Regions from separate parts of the Mus musculus genome. Here region 2 is linked to region 1. The links are chromatin loops, found by intact Hi-C in ENCODE. Cell type or tissue: heart. All regions are shown on one strand. Each heading gives the region's core, and the rest is flanking DNA. Links, peaks and the distances in the headings are about the cores only.

What was found. A loop is a pair of places that touch in the nucleus more often than their neighbours do. Peaks named below come from ENCODE experiments on the same cell type or tissue, not always from the same donor. Only the 100,000 strongest peaks of a DNase experiment are listed, where the experiment ranks them.
Region 2: it touches region 1 in a loop (4-fold over the local background); 7 of 42 quality-filtered maps call a loop at or near these places.

Annotation. Positions count from the first base shown.
Region 1 is chr6:29,910,530-29,922,777 of GRCm38, forward strand. Strip2 (striatin interacting protein 2) reads left to right here and starts at 6,484. Exons shown (of 21, transcript NM_177204.3): 1 at 6,484-6,701; 2 at 9,933-10,002. The coding sequence starts at 6,546. Ahcyl2 (S-adenosylhomocysteine hydrolase-like 2) reads left to right here. Exons shown (of 17, transcript NM_001171000.2): 17 at 1-1,781. In heart, for the core only: a CTCF peak has its summit at 3,306; DNase peaks (open chromatin) are centred at 6,432 and 7,002; H3K4me3 peaks cover 2,326 bases; H3K27ac peaks cover 1,206 bases; H3K27me3 peaks cover 653 bases.
Region 2 is chr6:30,041,495-30,053,742 of GRCm38, forward strand. It overlaps Nrf1 (nuclear respiratory factor 1), which reads left to right and starts at 6,494. Exons shown (of 12, transcript NM_001164226.1): 1 at 6,494-6,619. In heart, for the core only: CTCF peaks have their summits at 6,541 and 7,728; DNase peaks (open chromatin) are centred at 6,557 and 7,167; H3K4me3 peaks cover 2,988 bases; H3K27ac peaks cover 2,606 bases.

The DNA of each region.
Region 1 (12,248 bases), core at 2,291-10,290:
TCCCTCTCATGGCCCTCCCTATTTAGAAGTCTCCTGTTTGTTCCCCATGTGTCTTTTACATTGATACATCTTTTACATTGTATCAAGAGCAAGGTCATTCCAACAGAGGACACCCAGAATCACTGAAACCTTCCTCTAGATCTTCTCCCCTGGCTCCACCATCTCTGCTGTCCCTTGGTCTTTGTGTGTGCCCTGGAAGCTAGTCTGGAAGTGTCCTTATTTTCTAAGATAGGGAAACAGAACTTGGGTAGGTGGCTGGTTTGCCTTATGGTATACATTCTGGCTCACCCCAGAAGATGGACTCTTGCCAGGACAGCATCTGTGGCTGTATTCTGTTGTATAAGGAAGATCAGAAACACTGAAGACCTTACCGAGATAGGCCGTTCTGTTTGCCTCATTCTGATTTCTGTATTAGCGGAATGCATCAATCACTCTCCCACTACCATATCTGTTTTGTTTTTTGTTTTTTGTTTTTTTGTTATTGTTGTTGGGGTTGTTGTTGTTTTGAGATAGTCTTGCTCTGTAACCCAGGCTGGACTCAAAGTCACGGCAGTTCTCCTGCCTTGGCCTCCTGAGGCCATGTGCTACTATGTCTGGCCTCATAATTGGATCTCTTTAGTGAAAGATTCATATCTCTGTGCCTCATTTTATGTCCAGAGCAGATTCCGTTAGGCAGGTATCTGGCTTGGGCCCCAAGTCATATCCTGGTGATTTTCTGCAAAGCCTAGCTCTCTACAGAGCTTCTTATGGCTGCCACACCATAGGGAAGAGATCCCCTCCAAGTAAAAAAGGAGCCACATGGGTTTCTAAGTTACGTTGTACCTGACTGCCCATAGTGAGGTATCTGCCTGTGAGTTACAGATGACATCTATTCCCTTCTCTCTGGAGACTTCTGTGTCATCAACCATTAAGAAAGTAGCCAGAAATAGGATGTAAGACAGTGATAGGACACTTGATTAGCATGTGCCAGGCCCTGGGGCGAATGAATCCCAGTACAGCAGGCTTGTGGAGAGTTGGGAAGAAAGAAGATAGCCCAGGTTCTGCCCTAATGCTGGAACCAAATCATTGTTTCCTCTAACCTTGGAATAAGAGCAAATTTCTTCTTATTCCAACTCTTCCTTTTACAAGCACTCTAGCTACCTGGAGACAAGGAAGAGAAGACTGGTTGTCTCTGGTTATGTGGCCCTGGGCAGAGGGAAATACACCACTTGTCTACAATGAATTTGTGCTACTTCAAGGTCTTCTTGCTGTTTTAGTGGAAATATTGTTTTCTTTTTCTTGTTAAACAAAAATGCCTCTAATCTACCTTCCCTCTGCCCTCCTCCCTCCTCATGTTCCCCTCCTGGGAGAGCCAGGCTCCCCACGGCCACACACTCCTGCAAAGCTTTTTCTGCTGCTTGGCTTTTCTCTGAAAAGATCTGAAATTGCTGCTCCTGTGCTTTTCCTCAGAATTAACTTTTGTCATGGTTTAAAATAAATCAGAATGCATTGTTGCATTAAGCTTTTTTAATAAAGGAAAATTATGGAAAGAAAATAGGTAACACCAGCAAATTATATATTGACATTGACAAGTCTAAACATATATATACTTATATATGTAAAACACATCCATATCTATACAAATAATCATCTAGTTCTTACTGTCATCTTACTGAAAGGAACAAAGCCTCTAAGGATCACCAGTTCTGAGAAGCTCTTGGAAATCTCTATGTCTAAGTGATTGTATTAGATCAGCAATAATGACTATGTAATCTCAAAAAATAAAGTATTCTTAAAACTGATCTGTGTCCTGAGAATACCACTTAATTCTGTGAACTATGAATTCAGAGATGAGAGATATGTGGGCAAAAAATAACAAGGATACCTGCCGTAGGATGAAGATGTGAAAAGCTGATGCAGTTACCAGCAGGTGTGTTGGAGTGACCATCACCCTGAGAGTCTTGTTTTACACTGAGACACTGCTAACAAATACCTTGTCTCTCCCCGAACACCACGCCTTGACCCACAGCTGGCTATGTATAAGGAGCACACCTCTGAACCACAACCTTGAGGAGGAGAAGACTGTGAGATTCAGATTTTAAAAAACAAAACAAAAACCTAAAGTATGGATCTAGGTCACCCAATTCCACTGTGTTACCTGGAGTCTGTCATATCCAGCCATAGGAAAGAAGGAAAAGAAAAGGGTCAGGTAGAGATTTATCTTTTAAATCATACTAGAATATGAGTCCAGTTGCCTGTTCTGTCTCAAAGATGACCCAAGTTCAATTCCCAACACCCACCCATATGTTAGCTCACCAGTATCTTACTCCAGCTTCTAGTGAGCCAACATCCTCTGCTGACACTGCAATATACTCTTAAAAAAATAATAAAAAAAAAAAAAGGAAGGAGAGAGACTGCTTAAAGACACTGGTGCACACTGATTACTACATAACCCCAGGTCCAGGCACTATATAGCCTCTGCTGTATCGTGTGCCTCATGTGCTCTGTTTTATCCTGTCTGCCTACTAGTCTAGAAACACAGTACTTGAAGACTTCCTGCAACATATTTTTAGGCTGTCTTAGTGCCAGGTACCATCTATTTAATGGAGTATTTTATCTTTGTGAATTAGCATGCTTAAATAGGGAAAGGAGTGTGTTTTGTCTCTAATTATTCCTATTTTTACCATCAACATTCCATCAGAAGCCTGAGTTTGGAAGTAAAAACCTGGGACAAGGGAATTTGGTAGCATAGTGTTGTGGGAGTTTTTTTATTATTATTAATATTATTGTTTAAAGGTGTTGCTTTCAATTATGTATCTGTGTATGGATATGTGCATCTGAGTGCAGGTGCCTGTGGAAGCCAGAATTACCTACAGATGGTTGTGAGCCACCTGATGTAGGTGCTGGAAACTGAAATCAGGTTCTCTGGAAGAGCATCGAGTGCTCTTAACCACTGATGCATCTATATACTAGCTCCAGTAGTCCAGATTTCAAAATACTGGCAGCATCAACCAGCCTGACATTACCTCCCAGGTATACTTCTGGTTGTTTCTGTGACCAAGGATATTCATGATTGTCACTCTTTGGTAAATAAGCTGAATGGCCTACAGTTTCAAAGTTTTCAGTTGATTGAAGTTTCTTATGACTTCATCCAGTTTTTCCCCCAGACATCTTCCACTTCATGACAAGTTCTGAATATCTATCTGGGCTTATCTTGAGCAGATAGAGGTCCAGTCTTTGCTGTTTTACCATTCACTAGAAAAAGATTACATTCTGATTCTTAGAGATCTTCACATTTTCAATTCCCATCTCTGAAAGCAAAGCCAGATGGAGCTCTAGGCTCAGTTACCTTTAGATAGAAGCCAACGGGAGAAGACCTCCTCAGTGCCACTCCAAACACATCAGTCTTTGCCCTAGGGATAAACAGGAAAAGGAAGAAAGCCTCAAAAGGAGACCCTGTGAGGATGTTCCTGACCAGCTGGGATCACAGGAAAATCATTTCTGGGACTGTCAATCCTAAGTGGCAATTGACTGCTTAAGACAACAGGTACACAAAGAACAGAGAGCTAGACAAAGAACTCTTTAGTAAGAAACCCAATGGGCTTTGCTATGGCAAGGGTGTCGCACTGAAGCAGGCATAACCTAAGCATGGATTGTGGATTTTAATGTAGATTGTACATTTTTAAGAGTTTTAACAAATTATACCCTGAAAAATTCCAAAATCAAGTAGTTTGTGCCTTGAGCCAAAGACTTTCTTGGAAATAAATTCACATGAGTTTATTTACAAAGCCAAGATATTGCAACAGGAGATTTTTGCTCTCCAGGGGATATATTGCAATGTTTAAAGGCATTTTTGGTTGTCATAACTAAAGGGAAAATGCTGCTGGCATCTGTTGGGGACAGCCAAAAGCTCTACTGAACAGCTTAAAACATATGGACACTCTGCCTTAATTTTTCTGTCCAAAATGTTAATACACCATAGATTGTGACCCCCTGTGTTAAACATACAGAAATGTGGTATGCAAAACCAATGAAGAACCAGGCTTAGTGGTGCACACCTGTAACCCCAGAACTTTGGAGACAGGAAGATCAGGAGTTCAAGGTCATCTTCACTTAAACCATGGTTTAAGCCAGCCTGAGCTACATGAGACTGTGACTCAAAAAATAAACAACAACAACAACAAAAAACCACAACGGGGGTTGGGGATTAAGCTCAGTGGTAGAGCGCTTGCCTAGCAAGCTCAAGGCCCTGGGTTCAGTCCTCAGCTCTAGGGAAAAAAAATCACAATGAAGCTTGACCCTACGAAGAAGCTTACATCCACAGTGGCGTAGGAGTGGGACTGGAAGACTGGTGAAATGTTGGGGACCATGAAAAGTACCCAGAAATCTCCAAAGAATATGGTCTTGGTTGATGTCCTCCTTCCCCCTATCACCTGCCAACTAGCAGAAAGGTAAAGAAGAAAAAAGTTGAGGGCCTGGGGAAATGGCTCAGTCATTAAAACCACAAATTGCTCTTGCAGAGGAGCTGAGATGGTGGCTCCCAACCATCTGTAACTCGAGTCCCAGGACATCTTCCCTCTTCTAGCCTCCATGGGCACCAGGAAGCATTTGCTGCACAGACAAAAGACTCATATGCATAAATAATATATTTTTTTAAAGAAATGGGGTTAAGATCTGTACAAAGTCTCATGTCTGTAGTTCCAGTACTCAGGAGGATGAAGGAGGGTTACCATGGCTAGGCTACATAGTTCTAGGCTATTCTGAGCTACAATGTGAAACCATGTCTAAAAAAGAATGGAATTATTCCTAAGAAAAGGAGAAATAATTCCATTGGTTGAGAAGAATACAGTACTAGAATTTGGGATCCCAGCAAAGTTGGTTTGATAGCAACATACCTAATACAGTTAGGAGGATCAAAAAAAAAAAAAAATGTAGAGAAGTAGGAGTCATCTTAAAGATCAGTAGCTGTGCTGGCTGGTTTTGTGCAAACCTGACACCAGAAAGAGTCATTTTGGAAGAGGGAATTTCCATTGAGGAAAAACACCCCAGCAGTCTGACCTGTGTGTGCGCAAGTTTATGGGGCATTTTCTTGGCTGATGGTTGATGTGGAAGGGCCTGGCTCACTGTAAGCAGTTGTATTAAAAAGCGAGGAGGGACAAGCCAGAAAGCACAGTTCCTGCTTCCCTAGGTAATGAGCTGTAGGCTATCAGATGAAACAAACCCTCTCTTACCCAAGTTACTTTTGGTCATGGATTTTTATCACAGCAATTGAAACGCCAAGACTGAAGTAAACCAAGTGAACGGAAGTTTCTTCTATAGAGCAGCATACTTACCACACTGAGACAAGACTTAATGTAATCCTTGGGTGTTCTCTGTGCTTCAGAATTTCCTCATCAATAAAAACTGGATTCGTAAAAAATAACCTGTCCGGAAGAGGTGTGGTACCAAGAAAACACATACAACGCTTGGCACAGTCCCAACTCAATGATCCTTTCACTGTCTTAAAGTCATGGGTTACCATAGCGATTTGGTCCCTCCCATTCCCTTCATCCATTGTCAAGCCAGACCTGCCAATATATTTAAATTGTATTCGGGAGAGAGCCGAATCCACAGCCTTCAACTACCCGGTTACCTTCTGGTTACTTTTAGCTCTTAGGGCGTAGGATTTTTTTTTCTTTTCAATTTAAATATTTATTTGTTTGTATATGGGAATCGGGGAGGACACCAGGAGCATGTGTGGAGGTCTGGTGTCAAAGGACAACTTTTGGCTGTTCATTCTCTCCTTCCACCAAGTGAGGACCCGGGGATCGAACTCAACATCTTAGACTTAGATTAGGATTGTTTTAGAAATGGGAAGGAAAGAGCAGCGGGTGAGGGTGGGAGCTTGCCATCTATTCGCACCAAAAAGAAGGCGCCCACACAGCTAGGGACAAATGACAGGGAGCAGCCCTCAGGGATTTCAGTTAGGTCCCTCCCCGCAACTCTCATTCTCTCCTCCAAGAGTTCTCTTCCGAAAGCTTCCTGAGAGGGTAAGTTTATGGTGTGGTGGCTCAGGTTATCCTGAAGGCCAAGCCCTTTCTGCGACAAAGCGGGATGTCACAGGCGTGCAGCAGCCTGGATGAGGGGGTCCGGGTCTAGTACCGCCGAAACGTAGGCACTTTGGACCAGGGATGGACTAGGGCTCTCAGGAAAAGGCTGCTATGTGGGACAGGAACAGCACTGAAAAGAGCATGCAGCACGGAGCTAAGCCGCCTTGCGCTCAGGGTTCAGAATTCGAATCGTGGAGCTGGACGTGGAGTCTACTAGTCCCAGGCTACCAGCAACTGAGCAGTAAAAATGCCGGGGGTCCATGGGGAAAATATTCCTTGAAAGAGCCCCCGCCTCTGGATGGCTGATTAGCCAATCGCATCTCGGGGCGGGGCCTCGGAGAGTAGTTACAGCCAATCGGAGTTCAGGGGGCGGGGCCTGGTCCCGGGCGCGCGCTGTGGCGGGGTCGCCCTGGGCAGAGATCTTGGAGCTACGGTAGGGAGCCGCTGAGGCGAACCGCTGAAGGGAACCTTCCCAGCATGGACGACCCCGCGGCACCGGGGCCCGCCGGCTCTCCTGCTAATGACAACGGCAACGGGAACGGCAATGGGAACGGGAACGGCAACGGCGGCAAAGGGAAGCCGGCCGTGCCCAAGGGCAGGGAAACGTTCCGCAACCAGCGGCGGGAGTCGGAGGTGAGGAACCCGGAGGTATCCGCCAGCGGGAAGCGGCGGCTGAGGTGGAGCGGCCCTCAGCCCGGTCCCTTCCCGCTGCGGGTCGCCCGCTTTCTTGCCTTGGCCTGCGGTTTTCCTAACCGGCGCGAAGAGCGTAACAGATACTTTCCAGATACTTGACAGCTGCCGCCCGGTGAAGCCGGAATTTGGATCCCGGTGTACCGATGGGGAACCAGCGCATAGAGGTGCAGGGACTGGACGGAGGGGCGGGAGCCCGAGCTCTGCCGCGGGAGGGGAGGGTGGGCTGGCGGGCAGCACGCCCTCCCTCTTCACACTGCAGCAACTGGCACTGGACTGGACCAGACCAGCCTGGAGCACCAGCCTTCCCCTTGCTATATCTCCTGCCCTCGGGTGATGGCGGTGGCTTAGGGAGCGCCTTCCGCGAACAGCTCGCCCCTTTTCTAGGAGGGTTGAAAGACAGGATTCAAGCTGGGATAGGACCAGGGCGACGTTTGAGAGTAGCAGTCCCAGGATGCAGCTAATGGGATGGCTATTTAAATATCTTCCACCTTTTCTTAGGAAAAAAACAAAACCAAAACCAAAAAAAACTAACTTGGGACATGGAAAGGAATGAATTATTATTATTCCCCTACATTTTATCTAGCCATATTCCATCTATCAACCAAGAGCAAAACTGCATACAAGCAGGGACTCAGGGGGAACGAAATGTATGTGGAAGGGGATGTGAAGGTCATCTGGTTTAGCCTTTATTTGATTCGATTTCATCTGGATTTAATTATTTGAGACAGCCCATGGCAACGTCTATTGACAACTTGCCCTGGCTGGGCTTGAACTCACTGTGTAACTGAGGAGAGCTTTGATCCTCCTGCCTCTGTTTTTCAGGTGTTAGGATTACAAAATATGCTACCACAGTGAGCCTAACCTTTCATTTTACTACGTAGAAGCCACGGAGTTGGGGGGATGTGGCTCAGTGATGGAGTGCTTGTGTAGCTTACACAAGACTCTAAATTGATCCCCAGCAGCAGAAAAGGGGTCTGGTCATCTAGAGACAAAAGGTAAAAGAGATAAAACCAACTCTCCTGAGATCAGACACTTGGCTGACAGTGAATGGCCAAAACCACCAAGTTTCAGTGTCTGTCTGGCCAATTGTCTGTCTGTCTGTTTCAGTACCTCCATTTATTATCTGTGTGGCTTTAGGCAAATTAACTAACCTAGTTTCTTTTGTAAAACAGTTACCACTGAATAACTCAGAAGGTTGAGATAATCGAACACAAAGCCTTTTAAACAGTTCATATAATTAATTGGTCAGTACTTATAACTGTCATCATTCTCGTTAAGGGGCAGAGGGAGTCCTAGTCTGTGGTGATTCATTTAAATAGTATTTCACAGTTTCCAAAGTGATCAATCTGTCTATTTGGTTATTTGTTGTACAGAGACCAACACTAGCATATACACTGCCATTAAGCTCTCACCCCCGTCTCCTAGTTCCTAAAAGGTAAATGGAGCAGGGGAAACTGCCCCCAAAGTCACCATCTTGTACAGACAGGGTTTCTTTGTAGGGATTTTCTTTTAAAAGTGCCTTATACCTCCTTCCTCAAGAGAGACATTGGTGTGTTTTTCGATGAAGGAAAAGTTTAATCTTGGCTCATGGTTTCAGAGGACTATTGTGGTGGTGAGGCCATGTTGGAGGACAGCTCAAAACGGAGGAAGTGAAACATTGTTCTTGATCAAATATTTTGAGGGGCTAGCAATGAAGTTACAAGATGTTAATGATATATCAGTGAATAAGGCAGAAGGGTCTTTGCCCTTCTAGAGCAAGCATTCCAGGAAAGGTGGGGAGACACAATATGCAAATAAATGACCCCAGAGTGATAGGCTGGGTCTTCCTTCTGAAGTAGAGGCATGGCACAATCCCCACCTGTCTCAGTCCCCTGCAGGAAAAAGGCTCTCGTAGTGTGTTGCTTTTGCCAGTGAGCTCAGTGTGGCTCCCCGGAGTTTCACCTCCTGACTTTCCGCAGCTGCATTCTTCATGCTTGGAAATGAACAACTGCAGTAATCATCTCTGTCTGGGCTCATTGCCTCCAAAAGCCTTGCTGGAAAAATTAGTGTTACTTCCACCTTCTAAGGCAAAGGGTATGACTGTTAGTACGTCCCCTGTCATCTTTGCAGTGCCCAAATCTGCTTTTCCTTCCCTCTTTGTTTTCCAGTAAAGAAAATCCTTAGGGAAAATAGTTTTCTTTTCCTAGAACTCCTGAAAATTTTGCTAGAAGAGAATTACAATTGGCACAAATCAAGATATAGATAGATAGATAGATAGATAGATAGATAGATAGATAGATAGATAGATAGATAGATATGCATGATAAGGGCATTTCTTGTACTTAACTCTTAGTCTTTACAGTGACCCAGTGAAGAAAACCTTACTATTGTCCTATTTTATGGGTGAGAAAACTGAGCATTTTCCAACAATAGTTACTGATGCCAACTGAATGTCCTACAAATGAATTCAATTCTGACACTAATTGCCCAGATGTAGTGAACATACAAGATTGCCCCCAATTCATATGCAAGCCACAACTGAAGTTCCTAGATGGTATACATTTCTATTTGGCCAACTGTAAACTCAGGTTACTATTACCCCTTTCAAGTTTGAACGATAATTTGCTAGAATGACTGAACTCTGGGGTGTTTATATTTAAGATTCTAATTTTTAAATAAAAGGTTCAAATCAGAAACGTCCAAATAGAAGAAACTCATAGACAAGGTATGGGCTCAGATGGGTATAGAGACTGTGTTCTTTCTAAGAGTCACCATCCTAAGATGCACATGTCTAAGAGCACAGTTTTATTGTTTTGAGACAGGGTTTCTCTGTATAGAACTGGCTGTCCCGAAACTCACTGTGTAGACCAGGCTGGCCTCATAACTCAGAGATCCACCTATCTCTGCCTCCTAGGTGCTAGGATCAAAGGCATGAACCACCAAGCCTGAGCAAAGCCATTTTTTTTTCATTATATCAAACTGCAGGTCATTGTTTCAGGAATCTTCTCACCCCCACCCCACCCCTTTCTTTCTGTGCAGTTGGATGGGTACTTGTGTGCGCATGTGTGTGAAGGCCAGAGAAGAATCACATTCCTGAGCCATTTACTTCGTTTTTTGAAAAAAGCGAAATTGATGTATATTCTTTCTTTGGCAACCTCTTTTCCCATTACCAGAAATTTTTCTCTATTATAGGGCTCTGTGGACTGCCCTACTCTGGAGTTTGAATATGGAGATTCAGACGGGCATGCAGCAGAATTGTCAGGTATGAATAGATGGGTCAGTAGAGAGCGGGAGTGAAATGTGGTCAGGGGGAGAGGGAACAGGCCTGTAGTGTCTGTGACAGCTTGTCTGGTCTTAGCAAAGGGCTATGAAGAAGGGCTGTTACCATTATCTTCCTTTCCCCAACCCAACAAAAGTGCCTCTTTCATATCTCCTTCTGTAAATTCTTGATCTTAGTAGTCTTCATTTGTTCAGTCTATTCCTCTTTCCTGGTAATTCTTTTTCTTTTGCTGCACTGATTTGCTCTCAGATCAGTTCTCTCCACTTTCCAGTATTCACCTCTCTCTTCCTATAATCAATGTGTTCGCATATCTATTCTCTCTGCCACCTTTCTTTTAAAAATAACATTCTATCTCTGTCTACCCATCCTAATCTTTCTCCTAGTACTTGCCCTTATTAAAATTCCAGCCACAGCAGAAGGAGATTATAGGTAATTGGCTGGCTGGGTAAGGCTGGCCATCTCACCTACATCAGTCATGGTCAAGCTCTGCTGTAGGTATTTGAGTTGGGGTTAAATGATTCCATTCTTTTCTCAGTTCTGGGCTGCTGCTTCCTGTCTGGAATTTTAGAATAGGGCAAACGTGATCTCCTCACATTGAGGGCCTCCATACCACACGTGCTATGAATGCTAGTTATTAATAAATGAGCTTTGGGTAGAGATGGTGTGAAAGTTAAATATTCTGTCACATGGAAATGACACTTTGAGACACGCTTTTTCAGATAAAAAGACAAACATTTTTGCAGAAGCTCTGGTGAATAAGCACAGTGAATAAATTTTGCAGTGAGTGACAGAAATATTGAGGTTTAATAACGAACAAAGGATTAGAATCTAGAATCTGAGTCTGTGGAGAAAGAAAGAGATAAACAAAAGAGAGATGACTAATCTGTTAGAGAACTAGACGGAGAATAAGAACTCACAGGAAAGAAAGTCAGAAAGTCAGTAGATATATATAGGGGCATGTATGAGGCTCTCTGTTGAATCCACAGAACCACAAAAGTGTCTGTGCCTGTGTCTGTGTCTGTCTGTCTGAAAAGATGTTCAAGGTTTGATTTTTTTTTTCATTTTTTTTATGTGCATTGGTATTTTACCTGCACGTATGTCTGTGTAAAGGTGTTTGATCCCCTAGAATTGAAGTTACAGACATGGTGAGCTTCCATGTGGGTGCTGTGAATTGAACCTAGGTCCTCTGGAAGAGCAGCCAGCGCTCCTAACCACTAAGCCATTTCTCCAGCCCAAATTTATTAATTAATGAAGAGAAAATATTTTTAAAACACGAGATATTATTTCACAACCGTTAGACTGAAAAATGTAAAGGTTGGCAAGATGGATCAGCTGGTAAGGCCATTGTCATCAAGGCTCATGGCCTGCCTGAGTTTGAATCTCAGACTCCAGTGGTGGTGGGAGAAGAGAACTGACTCACACAAGTTATCTTCTGACTTCTATATGTGCAGTATGGCACTCATGCCCATACAGATACACACAAAATTAATTAAGTAATTAATTAAAGGTTTAAAAAAACTTCAAAGGCCTAATGAGCATTTATTTTTCCACACAGCTATGTGTAGCAGTATGAAGGCGCAAAGTATAAAATTGGAAAGCAATTAGGTCATATCTAATAAAGTTGAAGATGTGCACATATTATGACCCAGTAATTTTATTCCTAGATATTCAACTAAGAACTTTATACTTGGGCACAAACAGTGTTTATTTCAGCCTTGTTTTTAATTATGAAAAGTTGAAAACAACCTAAAATTCCTATTTGCAAGGGAATTGATAGACTAGCATGTAGATATAGTTGGTCTGCATACAGTCATTAATATAATTGATCTGTATCAATATACTTCAGTATGAATAGATGCCCAAAACAAAATGGAGACAAGGAAATAATGCAAAAGAATTTATACAGTTATGGTAATGTTAAGATTAAAAATAGAACAGTATCAGAGATACACTTTTAAAATTTTTAGATTTATTTTATTTGACGTGTATGAATGTTTAGCCTGCATGCATATATGTGTACTATGCATGTGCCCGGACCTGAGGAGTTGGATAGTTGGGAGCCACAATATGGGTGCTGGGAAATGAATCTGGATCCTATGCATATACCCACCCTGATATACTGTTTATAGACACAAACAAAGGTAGTAAAAATCTAAAAATGGGCGTGTGTGGAATGCATACCAAATTCATGGTGGTAATTACTTCCAGAGAAAGAAATAATACTGGAG
Region 2 (12,248 bases), core at 2,319-10,318, 130 kb after region 1:
CATTCAGGCTGGGCCAGTCCTCCCCAGTAAACCTCTCTGAGATGCCCCAACAGAAAGATGTCTCCCTGACTCTAAAGTCCAGTTGAGTTGAGTTGACAATGAAGCTTAACCAACACACCAGGAAACCTCTTTCCCTCTCCCTCAGCCTCCCTCTCTTTGTGCTTCTGCCTCACTCTTCTGATGACTTCCTGTTTCTCAGTTACTTGGGTAGAAAATGGCCTCTGACTGCACCTCCCACAACCAACGACTAAGATGTAACTCAAGTACAGAAACAGAGAAAGGGAAGAAGGGAGGGAAGGAGGGAAGGGGGTGGGAGAGAGAGAGAGAGGAGACTATGGTGAGATTTTTCAATTTCAGTTTCAAAATCTCCATTAATGGATCTAATTTGGTCCACTTTGAGCCAGGAGCTTATTTTTGGACCAGTCACCTGTGATCTCAAGGTATTGACAGACGAGGACAATCCTGGGGACCTTGGTAGTGTTCATGACCTTTTATTTCCACAGCTTCATCAAGAATGAGACTCGGCTCTCAGTTTCTAGTCTCTGTGTCTTAGTCAGATCTTCTAAATTCTTGGGATAGAAAACACACGTTGGGGCTGGTGAGATGGCTCAGTGGGTAAGAGCACCCGACTGCTCTTCCGAAGGTCAGGAGTTCAAATCCCAGCAACCACATGGTGGGTCACAACCATCCTAACGAGATCTGGTGCCCTCTTTTGGAGTGACTGAAGACAGCTACAGTGTACTTACATATAATAAATAAATAAATCTTAAAAAAAAAAAAAAAAAAAAAAAAAAAAGAAAACACACGTTAACACAGTTCTGGCCAGGTGAGCACCAGGGAGAGGGAGACTTTATAAAATAGGCAAGATCAGTAGGGACATTCTATGAGGGCAGTTCCCAGAAAGGAAAACTGTGAAGCTGGTAAGTCACACCTAAAGGTGCATGAATACATGGAATGGTGGAATGGTCTCATTTTAAAGGGAGTACTTCCTCAGAACTATTAACTAGGTCTTAGGGAGCTAGTACTGGAAAACACCCTATCCACAATCAAAACCCACTTCCAAAATGAAACTTCTCGGCCTCTCTCAACTTCTTCCTTCCACCCCTTTACCCCTGGCTTCTGACAGCTGGCACTCAGCCAGTGGCTCTTGTGTCTTTTACCAATCCTATTCCAGGCTGCTGGCTGTGCCAGGGCAATCCTAAAGCAGCAGGCTTCCCCACTGCCAGCCACCATTCAATCTGCTGGAAACCAGACATATCCTGTATCTAAATTGACTTCCCTTTCGGCAAGGTCAGGACACTTTCAGTTGCATCTATCCACCATTCTGTCCTGAAAACCTTGAATCGCCTCTGTCCTCTGTCCTCTTAGCCCTTCAGCTGTCTCCTCAGTTACCCATCAGTATTGGATTTTCCTCTGTTTACATTGGTCCTTTCCTTTCCATTTCTATTAGCCATCTCAGCCCTAATTCCCACCATTAAGGAGACGTCAGAGCATCTTTCAGTGACTGATGTGAAGACAGTATGGAAAAGATAAGACAGGGCACCTAGGAATGCTGGTGTCCTGTGTTAACCAGTCATCTCTGCTCAGAGAGGGCCCTGGAAACAATGATACAACCAAATAAAATAAAACTTAGTGATTAACTACATATCTGCTCCCAAGCTACAGTGTAGAACAGGCTAGACACTGGTCATATCAGTCTATCCCCTTACCCTATCAATGCCACAGTAGTAGTCTTTTTTTTTTTTTTTTTTAAGATTTATTTATTTATTATATGTAAGTACACTGTAGCTGTCTTCAGACACACCAGAAGAGGGAGTCAGATCTTGTTACGGATGGTTGTGAGCCACCATGTGGTTGCTGGGATTTGAACTCAGGACCATCGGAAGAGCAGTCGGGTGCTCTTACCTGCTGAGCCATCTCACCAGCCCCAGTGGTAGTCTTTTAAAAAAAAAAAAAAGATAAGTTTTACTGTATCTTTTAAAAATCTTATGTGCATTGGTGTTTTGCTTGTATGTATGACGGTGTGAAGGTGTCAGATCCCCTGGAACTGGAGTTACAGACAGTTGACTGGAGTTACTATATGGGTGCTGGGAATTTGAACCTCGGTCCTCTGGAAGTGCGACAGTGCTCTTAATCGTTGAGACATCTTTCCAGCCCCCTCAAACTAGAGTCTTAACGTTTACTTCTTATCAAGACAGAGTCACGCCAGACTGGCTGGCAGGATTAATATCTGTAGACTTTGCTCAATGCTGGAGTTGTCCAAGCCTGTTTAGCCCAAGAATTTGTCGATTCTTTGTGTGTGTGTGTGTAATGATGCATTGATACATGACCTGGCTGGACTGCCTCTTTGAATGTTTGAATGTCAAAGATAGCCCTTGTCACCTCTCAATAATACGAGGAAGCTGACCTATACTGTCCCAGGAAAATGGAACTTACTTCATAGTTTCTCAAGTTGAACAGAATCTTATTCTGTTTTGGGGACGGGTATGGGGGGTGGTGGTGGTAAAATTTGCTCCCAGTCTGCCTCTACCTAGATGGGCAAATGAGATAGAGAGACATGAGTCTCCTTTAGATCTCAGTGGCTTAACTCATGTTTGATCCCCAGGAAAGTTGCACTGTTAATGTCTTAGCCCTTGCTCAACATTGTCAAAAGTGATCTGTCATACTAAGTTAAGCCTCAATGCTCAAAGAAGCCATTAGGATCATCTGTCTTAAATAAAAATAATTAGCCAGGCAGTGGTGGCACTCGCTTTTAATTCCAGCACTTGGGAGGCAGAGGCAGGCGGATTTCTGAGTTTGAGGCCAGCCTGGTCTACACAGTGAGTTCCAGGACAGCCAGGGCTATACAGAGAAACCCTGTCTCGAAAAACCAATATATCTTTATATCTATCTACCTATCTATCTACCTATCTATCTATCTATCTATCTATCTATCTATCTATCTATCTATATCTTGTAAAGGTGTCCATAGCATGGCAGGCACAAGGTCAGAAGACAACTTTTGGGAGTAGGTTCTCTGCTTCCGTAGTGTCGCCCAAGTCCAGGGATTGAACTCAGGTCATCATGTTTGCTTGATAAGCACTTTTGCCAGTAAAACATCCTGAGGTCTCCTCATCTACCATTTTTCTTTCTGTCCTTGGAACAAAAAGACAAGAATAGAAAAAGAATGCCAAACTTTATCATCTAATGAGCTCAGTCAGATCTAATCTCAGGTGGGTAAGGTGTCTTCCAGAATTTCATTGATAACCTAATCAATCAACTCAGAAATATGCAGAAGGACCCCGGAGAAATGATTGTGTAGGGCGGGTCTGAGAATCTGTTGACATAAGACTTGCATACAAAGGGCTTGGTGTGTTTGACCTTAGCAAAAACCAAACAAAACAAAGCACAAAACCCTCTGATCAAGAGGACTCCTACCAACACAAGAATCCCCATTCTCATGTCAGCCAGTTTGTCTTGGCGGCAGCAATTTCAATTTGTTTGGGTTGCTTAATGTCATTAAATCTTAAGACTGGGGCCTGGAGAGATGGCTCAGCGGTTAAGAGCACTGACTGCTTTTCCAGAGGTCCTGAGTTCAATTCCTAGCAACCACATGGTGGCTTACAACCATCTATAATGAGATCTGGTGCCCTCTTCTGGTGTGTCTGAAGACGGCTACAGTGTATTCATATATATAAATTAAATAAATAGAATTTAAAAAATTTTAAGACTGTACAGAACTAATATAAGGGTGATGAAAAAGTCATTTACAGCATTCATCCCATCATATTGGCCCTGGCAATAAGTATTCTGTGTAACTTGGTATTAGAATATTTGTAGTACAAACTGTCAAAAGTTCCACAGAAGTTAATGCTGTCTGACACTAAGGTTCTCTTGTGCTTTGTGAGTGGGTGTGGATAGCCATCTAAAAGCTCTGGTAGGGTCAGGATCAGGACTGGTTCCATCTCCATCTGAGTTGGGGCAAGTAACATTGGCATGTTTTGGCTTCTTCATCTGTCAAAAGGGACCATAGTAGTACTTACGTAATGGCCTCCATTGGAGAATGAAATGAGAGGGAGAGTGTAGGGGCTGGGGATATTGCTCAGTTGTTTGTTTGCCTAGCAAAACCCATGAGGTCCTGGGTTCAATCCCCAGCACACATTAACTGAGCATGGCAGCACAGGTCTGGTATCCCACCACTTGGGAGGCCAGGACAGGTCAACCTCAGGTGGAGGTTAGCTTGGGCTACTGAGGCCATTGTAAACAGAGAAGGGAGCTAATGCAGATGTCGCTGGTAAGTCCTGTATGATAAGGAAAGGCAAAGCAAGCAGGCTTGGGGGATGAGGGATGAAAGCCATGTCCAGACTAAAGGAGTAACAAGCTGTTCTGATGGAAAGTTCTAGCACGCGAGAAGACAGCCGTGAGAAATGTTCTGAGCAGAGGGGTAGTATTCCTTGATCTCTATGATCCAACAGCTTCCCAGTTCTTCTGTAGCCTGAGAGAGACGCAGCAGATGAAGTCAGAGATGGCACCGTGGGTGAGGACATCAAAGTTCTCAAAGCCACCTTCAAGGATTTTAGACGTTAGACATCCCAAACAGGGAAATAACACAACACAATCTGCTTTTTTTTTTTTTTTTTTTTTTTTTTTTTGAGACAGGGTTTCTCTGTATAGCCCTGGCTGTCCTGGAACTCACTCTGTAGACCAGACTAGCCTCGAACTCAGAAATCCACCTGCCTCTGCCTCCCGAGTGCTGGGATTAAAGGCGTGTGCCACCACGCCCAGCTACGATCTGCTTTTTTTTAAAAAAATGAAGAAAAGAGTCCATTCAAGTTGAAGTGTGCAGAAGGGGCTGGGGAGAGCAAGTCCAGGGTCTGGGAGCCAGTTCAGAGTCTAAGTGCAGCACCTCCACACGAAAGCAGCCTGGACCAAAGTCAGAAAGAGGCAACAACGCTTTAAAGATGTCATTGGATGGCCAGGCAGAGGGTCCATGTCTTTAATCCCAGAACTTGGAAGGCAAGGACAGGATAAAAATCTCTGAGTTAGAGGCCAGGCCAGTCTGGTCTTTATGGTGAGTTTCAGGCCATCCTGGGCTACATAGTTGAGACCCTATCTCAAAAAAAAAAAAAAAAAAAAAAAAAAATCATTGAGGCAAAGAGGAAAGAGCAGACATTATTCCTACAGGGATGGGTAGTGACAGTGATATCGGTTTGATTTAGAAAACATTAAGGGTGCCAGGCAGTGGTGGCGCACGCCTTTGATCCAAGCACTGGGGAGGCAGAAGCACGCAGATTTCTGAGTTTGAGGCCAGCCTGGTCTACAGAGTTCTTGGACAGCCAAGCCAGGGCTACACAGAGAAACCGTCTCTAAAAACCAAAAAAAAGGAAAAAGAAAAAAAAAGAAAGGAAGGAAGTAAGGAAGGAAGGAAGAGAAAAGAAACCGTTAAGGGAAAAAGGCATTCAGTTAAGCTGGGCAGTGGTGGCACACGCCTTTAATCCCAGCACTGGGGAGGTAGAGGCAGATGATCTCTGGGTTGGAGGTCAGCTTGGTCTGCAGAGTGAGTTCCAGGACAGCCTGGTCTACACAGAGAAATCCTGTCTTGGACTAAAAAAAAAAAAAAAAAAAAACTACATAAGACAAAGGTATCCAATTAAAAAAATGTTTGCTTATTTGTTAAGCTGTTTTCTGACACCATGTGGGGCATTTATCTAGTGCACATTAAATCTCCCAGAAGTGTTAAAAATGCAGATTCTAGGTTTCAGTTGGAGCTGGGACTCCCGGTGGTTCTGATGGGGGCTCCTGATGACATAACAAAAGCAACCCAAACTACCCCATGTCCCCAACCTTTCATTTTCCCACTGTCTGCTCACTTGTTAGGCATACTAGGATACCCTATTGCTTCATCTAAGCGCCGAGAAAGCAAGGGCAAGAACTTACTTTTTTATTTTTATTAAATAGAGCCTTGGTTTGCTAACAGGTGCACTTCGGAGCACCCATAACAGCATCCAGTACGGAAAGGGGCCCTTTAGAAATGTTGGTCTAAGGAACGAGAGAATAAATTACCATATTGCTTTGTACCAAAGTTCCCCGTTTACAGATCTGGTTGGGGCTTTGAAACAGAGAAACAAAGCGCATTTCAGAGAGGGGTCGAGGCGACTACGCAAAGGCGCGCCGAGTAAAATGTGGGGGAGCCGCTTTGGAGCGGAGGTCTCAGTTCCCCGCGCTCGGCTCCGAGCGGAGGGCTCCTTCGGATTAGCAACCATCTTGGGCGGCATGAACCACTTCGCCGCCGCGTCCGCGACTTGCTCAGCCGGTTGCCCTCCTGGTCCGGGCCCCGGCCAGCGCTGCCGAGCCGCACCAGAGGCCGACGAGGCGGCCGGGGGTCTCAGAGAGCGCCGCCGAGAGCCCCCTCCCCGGAGCCGCAGAGCCGTGCTGGCCTCGCCATCATGGCGGTCTCCGGGCGGGGAAGCCGAGCCGTGCGTCGCGTGCGTGCCTCCTCCCTCCCCTCCCCCTCCTCGGCGGCGGCGGCGGCGGCAGAGGCGGCAGCGCTCGCCATTGCCGCTGGTGGCAGGAGGCTGCGAGGAGCCGGCGCGGTCGCAGTCTCCACGGCGCAGGCCCACGGTAGCGCAGCCGCTCTGAGGTGAGTGCCCTACCGCGCAATCTCCAGCTATTTCAGCCCCGGCGCAGCCGCAACACGCCGCCCGCCCGCCGGCCGGCCGGCCCGCCCCGCAGCCGGCACCCTGCCGCCCCCGGCTCGGGGCCTGGGCCCCCGCCGGATTCGGCCTGCCTGGGGCGGGGGGCCCGGGCCCGGGCCCGGCCCAGCCAAACCGCCACCCCGAGGATGCGCAGGCCGCACTAGGCCCCGGGCGTCCTGGCGGGCTCGGTAGGGAGGCGGCTGCCCTCCCGAGAGCCCCAGGGTTCCGGCCTCCCCTACCGCCTCGGGTTCTCCCGGCCGCGGCCTCCTCCGCGCCGTGGAACCCCGGGCCTGGTCTTCCTTCTGCGGGCTCGGGAGCCGGCGGCCCGGGAGAGCGCGCCGGGCCCGGGAGCGGGAGGTGGGTGGGCTGCGCGGGACCGGAGCGGCGGCTCGGCGCTCGCCCCCTCGGCTCTTCCCGGCTCTGGCCCGCCGGTGGCTCGGTGCGGCCGGGCGGGGCGCGGGAGTGGCTGTCTCTGGCGGGAGAGGAGGCTGGTGGTTCGGCCGGGCGACCTCCGAAGCTTCCCTCCCGCCGGGGTGGCGTGGGATGGTTACCCAGGTGGACTGGGGGGCGCTGAATATGGCGCGCTGCCCACCTTCTTGCAAGTTGTGAGGAGGCGCCTAGGCGGCAGTTCGAGGAGGAGGAGGAGGGCGCAAAGTCCTTTTGTACGCAGAAATAAGGAGCGACATTGTGTTTTTCCTCTCCGGCGGAGATACCCACCGAGGGGCCTGGGTTCTTCCTGGGACTGGCGTGGTGGTCTCCGGGGGACAGGAGGGGGAGGTGGCGCACCCCTTAAGAAGGAACGGAGCCTTTGCCTCGGATAAAACAGGGGGTCTGGGGTGGTCTTGTGCTTGATTCTCTCCCACATCTCCCAGGCTTTCGTGGATTCGTGGGTTTGCCATTGCATGTTCTGTAGTGATGTCCACTGTTTCTCACCTGTTGTGTCGTTGCTGCTGGCCCCAAACTTTGTTCGGTGCATCTGACTACCCACCAGAACTTGAAAATGTTAAACATACATTAATGTTGTTAGAGCTTCAAAGGCTATCTGCTCTGACCAGTTGGAGGAGCTGTTAGCAGGTCATCCCCATCTTCCCTGCCATTAAAGTATCTTGTACTGATGATGGCTTATGTTAGAGTTGGTATCGGTTGGGCCGATTTTTTTTTTTTTTTAAGTAGGCAAAGCAAAACTTCCATTTTAGTGTTTAAATCTCCATTTATTGGAGAAAGTTGGTGGGAGTGAACCTGTCAGTTGGGACAGTGCTCTGTAGGAGAATGGGGACAGCTTTTGTCCTTGGAGGAGTGGTCCTTTTTGGTCCTTTTTCCAATCTTCGGCAGATCCTTTTAAATGCCTTTTCCTTTAGTCATAAACAGTAAGTTAATGGATTGTTCCTCACTCCGGGGAAGAGAAGAGGGGTGACATATATATTAAATGAGTGTTGATTTTGCTTTTTCATTTAGTTATGTCCTGACTCCCTAACATTGTTTGAAAGTTCTTGACAAGTTACCCTATAAAGTAGTAGAAATATGGCTAGTTAATGAGTACAAAGTAAGTGTATAATCGTCATGTGTAATGTGATGTAGTGACTTAATTTGGGTGCAGACTTAACTGTAATTTGTTGAGTGTAGATTTTTGGGAAGGTGTTACCCTTCCTCTTTATTTTTTTGTGCTTTGCTGGGGAATCTAACAGGGCATTGGCCATGCAGACCGTTTGCTGCTGAAATACATTGGCAGCCTTTTGTTGTTTGTTTGTTTGCCTGATAGGAATTCGACTGTTGCTAACAATTGGGTACCTAACCCACATCGAAACAAAACAATAGTCTTTTAGCCCACTTTATTTAAAATCTTGATTTCATTATAATCTCAAACTCAGCATACAGAAGGGGAGAAGAATTTTTGTCTACTAGTGAGTGGTTTATATTCTCATTTAACCAGAACCAGCCAACTCAAATTAGGTGTTTTCACAAAAATACCGGAATTATAGAAGGATTATAAAAGGGATTTCCATTTCCCTCGACACTCATACATATTTCAGTGGGACCTAAGGTTGTGGGTTTTCTGTTTTATTAAGGTATAATTACACACCCGTTGCTAATTTAGTTAGGGAGGTGAAGGCCAACAATCCTGTGATTTAAATTTGTGAATTGTCTTTGCTGATGTACTACATTTTTAACCAGACCTGGCTTGTCTGTACAAAGCATTTTATAGGAAACAAAAGCAAGCATGTACCTTTTAAGGGAAAATTAAGGTTCTTGTGTGTGTATGTATATATATATTGACAATGTGTAGCCTTGGTTATCCTGAAACTTGCCTTGTAGATCAGACTGGCCTCAAAGGATCTGCCTGCCTCTGCCTCTAGAGTGCTGGGACTAAAGGTGTGTACCACTCCACCCAGCTGGCATTTTATATCTTTTTATTTGCAATAAGACATTTAGTAAATGTTGGAATAATAGTGACGATGAACAGCAATTACTGAAGTTGGGTTTTGTTTCTGAACAAAAAAATCAGCATAGAAAGGCATGTTGATTTATTTTTGCTTAGGATGGAGGTGGTGGGAGATAAACTGTTAGTCTTGAGAAGTAGACTCCAGGAAGCGAACCTGTCAACTCCTGTCAGGTTCTTAGACACGCTCAGTGCTCCACACTGACACACACTTGCTCACCTACTCAAACTTGGAGGTGTGCCGTTGTACTTCACAAACGTCTGCTCTCTCCTCCTGACTTGGGAAGTTTCGTCTCTCCAAAAATGGCATCTTTTACTTTAGGTGTTTGTGACTGGATGATGCTGATTATATATACATGTACGTATATGTATGTGTGCATGACTATAATTTGAAAGATCAATCTCACGCCAGCCTGTTTGGGACCTGGTGGTATATATCAGTGGTAGAGTGTGTGCTTAACTTGAGGAAGGCACTTGATTCAATCACTATCAAGGAGGAGGAAGAAGTAGTAGAAGTAGGTTGTTTAGAAATCTAGTGATTTTTTTTTTCTGCCTGTGTATTATGACATCACTTCTTATTTGTGAGTGTTTGGCCTGCATATATGTCTCTGTACTACTTGCATGTCTAGTGCTAGTAAAAGTCAGAAAAGGGCATCACACCCTTGGAGTTGGAGTGGCAGGCAGTTGTGCATGTGAGTACTGAGAACTAATTGGGTCCTCTGGAATCCACAAGAGAGCACCATCCCCTGGAGCTGAAGTTAGCGGGTGCTCCTGATCTACCCAGCAAGAGTAATGTGCTGGGAAGTGGTCTGTGCTGCTTTGGAAGAGTAGGCAGTGCTCTAAACGGCTGAGCCATCTCTCTAGCCTGTTTTTGTTTGTTTGGATTTTCCTTTTTAATGTGCATTGGTGTTTTGCTGCGTGTATGTCTATGGAAGGGTGTTAGTTTCTAGAGTTAACAGATAGTTGTGAGTTGCCCTGTGGGTGCTGGGATTTGAACCTAGGTCCTCTGGAAGAACAGTCGGTGCTCTTGACCACTGAGCCATCCCCAGCCCCCAAAACTGTTTTGTGTTGTTTTGATGTATATGAGTGTTCTGTCTGCATGTACACTTACTGCATGCCAGGGTTGGGGCACCAAATCCCATTACAGATGGTTGTGAGCCACCAAGTGGTTGCTGGGACTTGAACTCAGGACCTCTGGAAGAGCAGACAATGATTGTAACCACTGAACCATCTCTCTAACCTTTGTTTTGTTTTGTTTTTGTTTTTAGATAAGGATTTGTGTATCCCAGGCTGGCCTAGCACTTGTAGTTGAGGTTGACATTGAACTTCTTCTAAATCTTCTGCTACTACCTTCCAGATGTTGGGATTAAAGGCACGTACATTTTTGCATGGTTAAGCAAGTACTTTAAACAGTTGAGCTACATCCTAGCTCTTAGTTAATACTTATCCATCATTATTCTAAGGTGAACAGGCTGGAAGGGAAATAGAGTTGAAACAAACTGAGTGAGTATAGGTATTTTCAGACCACAGCTATACTAAACTGTTGGAAACTTTGACTCTTATAGCAATAAGAATGCTTTGAAGTTAATTAATGTAATATGGTGAAAATCATTGAGAAAGTGATTTTTTTTTTTTTCGAGACAGGGTTTCTCTGTGTAGCCTTGGCTGTCCTGAAACTCACTCTGTAGACCAGGCTGGCCTTGAACTCAGAAATCCGCCTGCCTCTGCCTCCCAAGTGCTGGGATTAAAGGTGGGTGCCACCACCGCCCAGCGAGAAAGTAAAATTTTGGACTCTGCCAGGAAATTAAATGGATTATACCTTTACCCCATACAGTTCAGAATTAGGCTACTGTCTGTCAGTCTCTCTCTTGGATGTACTTAGCAAGATTTGAGGCTTCATCATGAGGTGGTCATGCCTTAGCTGTCCTAATGTGTTCACACTTAATAGACATTAAACCACTTTTGAACTGAAGAAAAACTAAATGTTTAACTTTTTGGAGATACTTACACACATTTAAAAAAAAAAACCAAAACAAGTTCCATGTGGCTGACTTACTGCATGCTGTCCCTTAAGACACTCATCAGGGTCTTAGAAGATCACCCTGACAGAGGGGTCTCCTGTTTTGCCTAGCTCAGAGTTTTGTGCTTAAAACTTCGCCTGCTACCACAGCATCACATAATTTCTTGATGTAGGCAAAGCCATATTTAGTAAGGGCCTGTGTTTGTAGGCATCTGTGTGCATGATTAGATTGATCACTGATTTTAGGAGGGAGAATAATTTTTCAAAGAAGCTACAGGAGCTATTCTTTGTATGGGTCATCTGCTCGGTGATTTCAGCTACTTGTGGAAATTGTTTTGCTTGGTATATAGGTGACGTATGTATTCAGGCTTGCGTCAACAAGATGGCTCAGTAGGTAAATATATATTTTTTTAAGTTTAGTCTTTGTTTCAGATGTGCAAAGTTTGGCTAATAATCTAAGTAGATATTTTCTTGGCATCTTTTTAAGCAGTGCCTGTTGGATAAACTATACTGAGCCTTTTCCAGAATGCCTTCGAAGAGTGAGCTTTGTATGCATTTGTTCAGACCATGTTTTAAGGAGCCTACACTTTACTGTTGGCATTGTAAGCTTTTTAGAACTTAGGAGAGTGCTGCTGTTGCTGCTGCTGCATGTTAATGTGGTCAGGCTGGCAGCTAACCTACAAAGAACAAGAGGAAGTGAGGAAATGTCTCTGCAAAACACTGCTTAAAGCTATTTAAGCAGTGGACTAGAAATGGGGAGCAGGAAACACAGAGCTGGATTCTTGTTTTATGTTTGAAAGTGGGTGAGGCCATGTCCTCCATTGAGGATTTAAGCCCCTTGAGTGTGTCCTCACTTTCAGAGTTTTGCCCTTGTCAAACATTAAAGATGAGTTTCTAGGCCCTTACAAGATACCTGAGTCACAAAATTTGGGCCTTATATTGGAGTGGAAAAATGAGCTTGACTCTTCTATAACTTGTAGAAAATAAGAAAGGGTAAAAAAAAGGGAGGAATTAGTTTTTGGGGAGGGACCATGACAAAGGGAAAACAAATTAGGGAGGGTTATGTGTATTAAGTAGAGTCTCAGGACTTACAGACAGGAGGGAGGCCAGCAGTCAT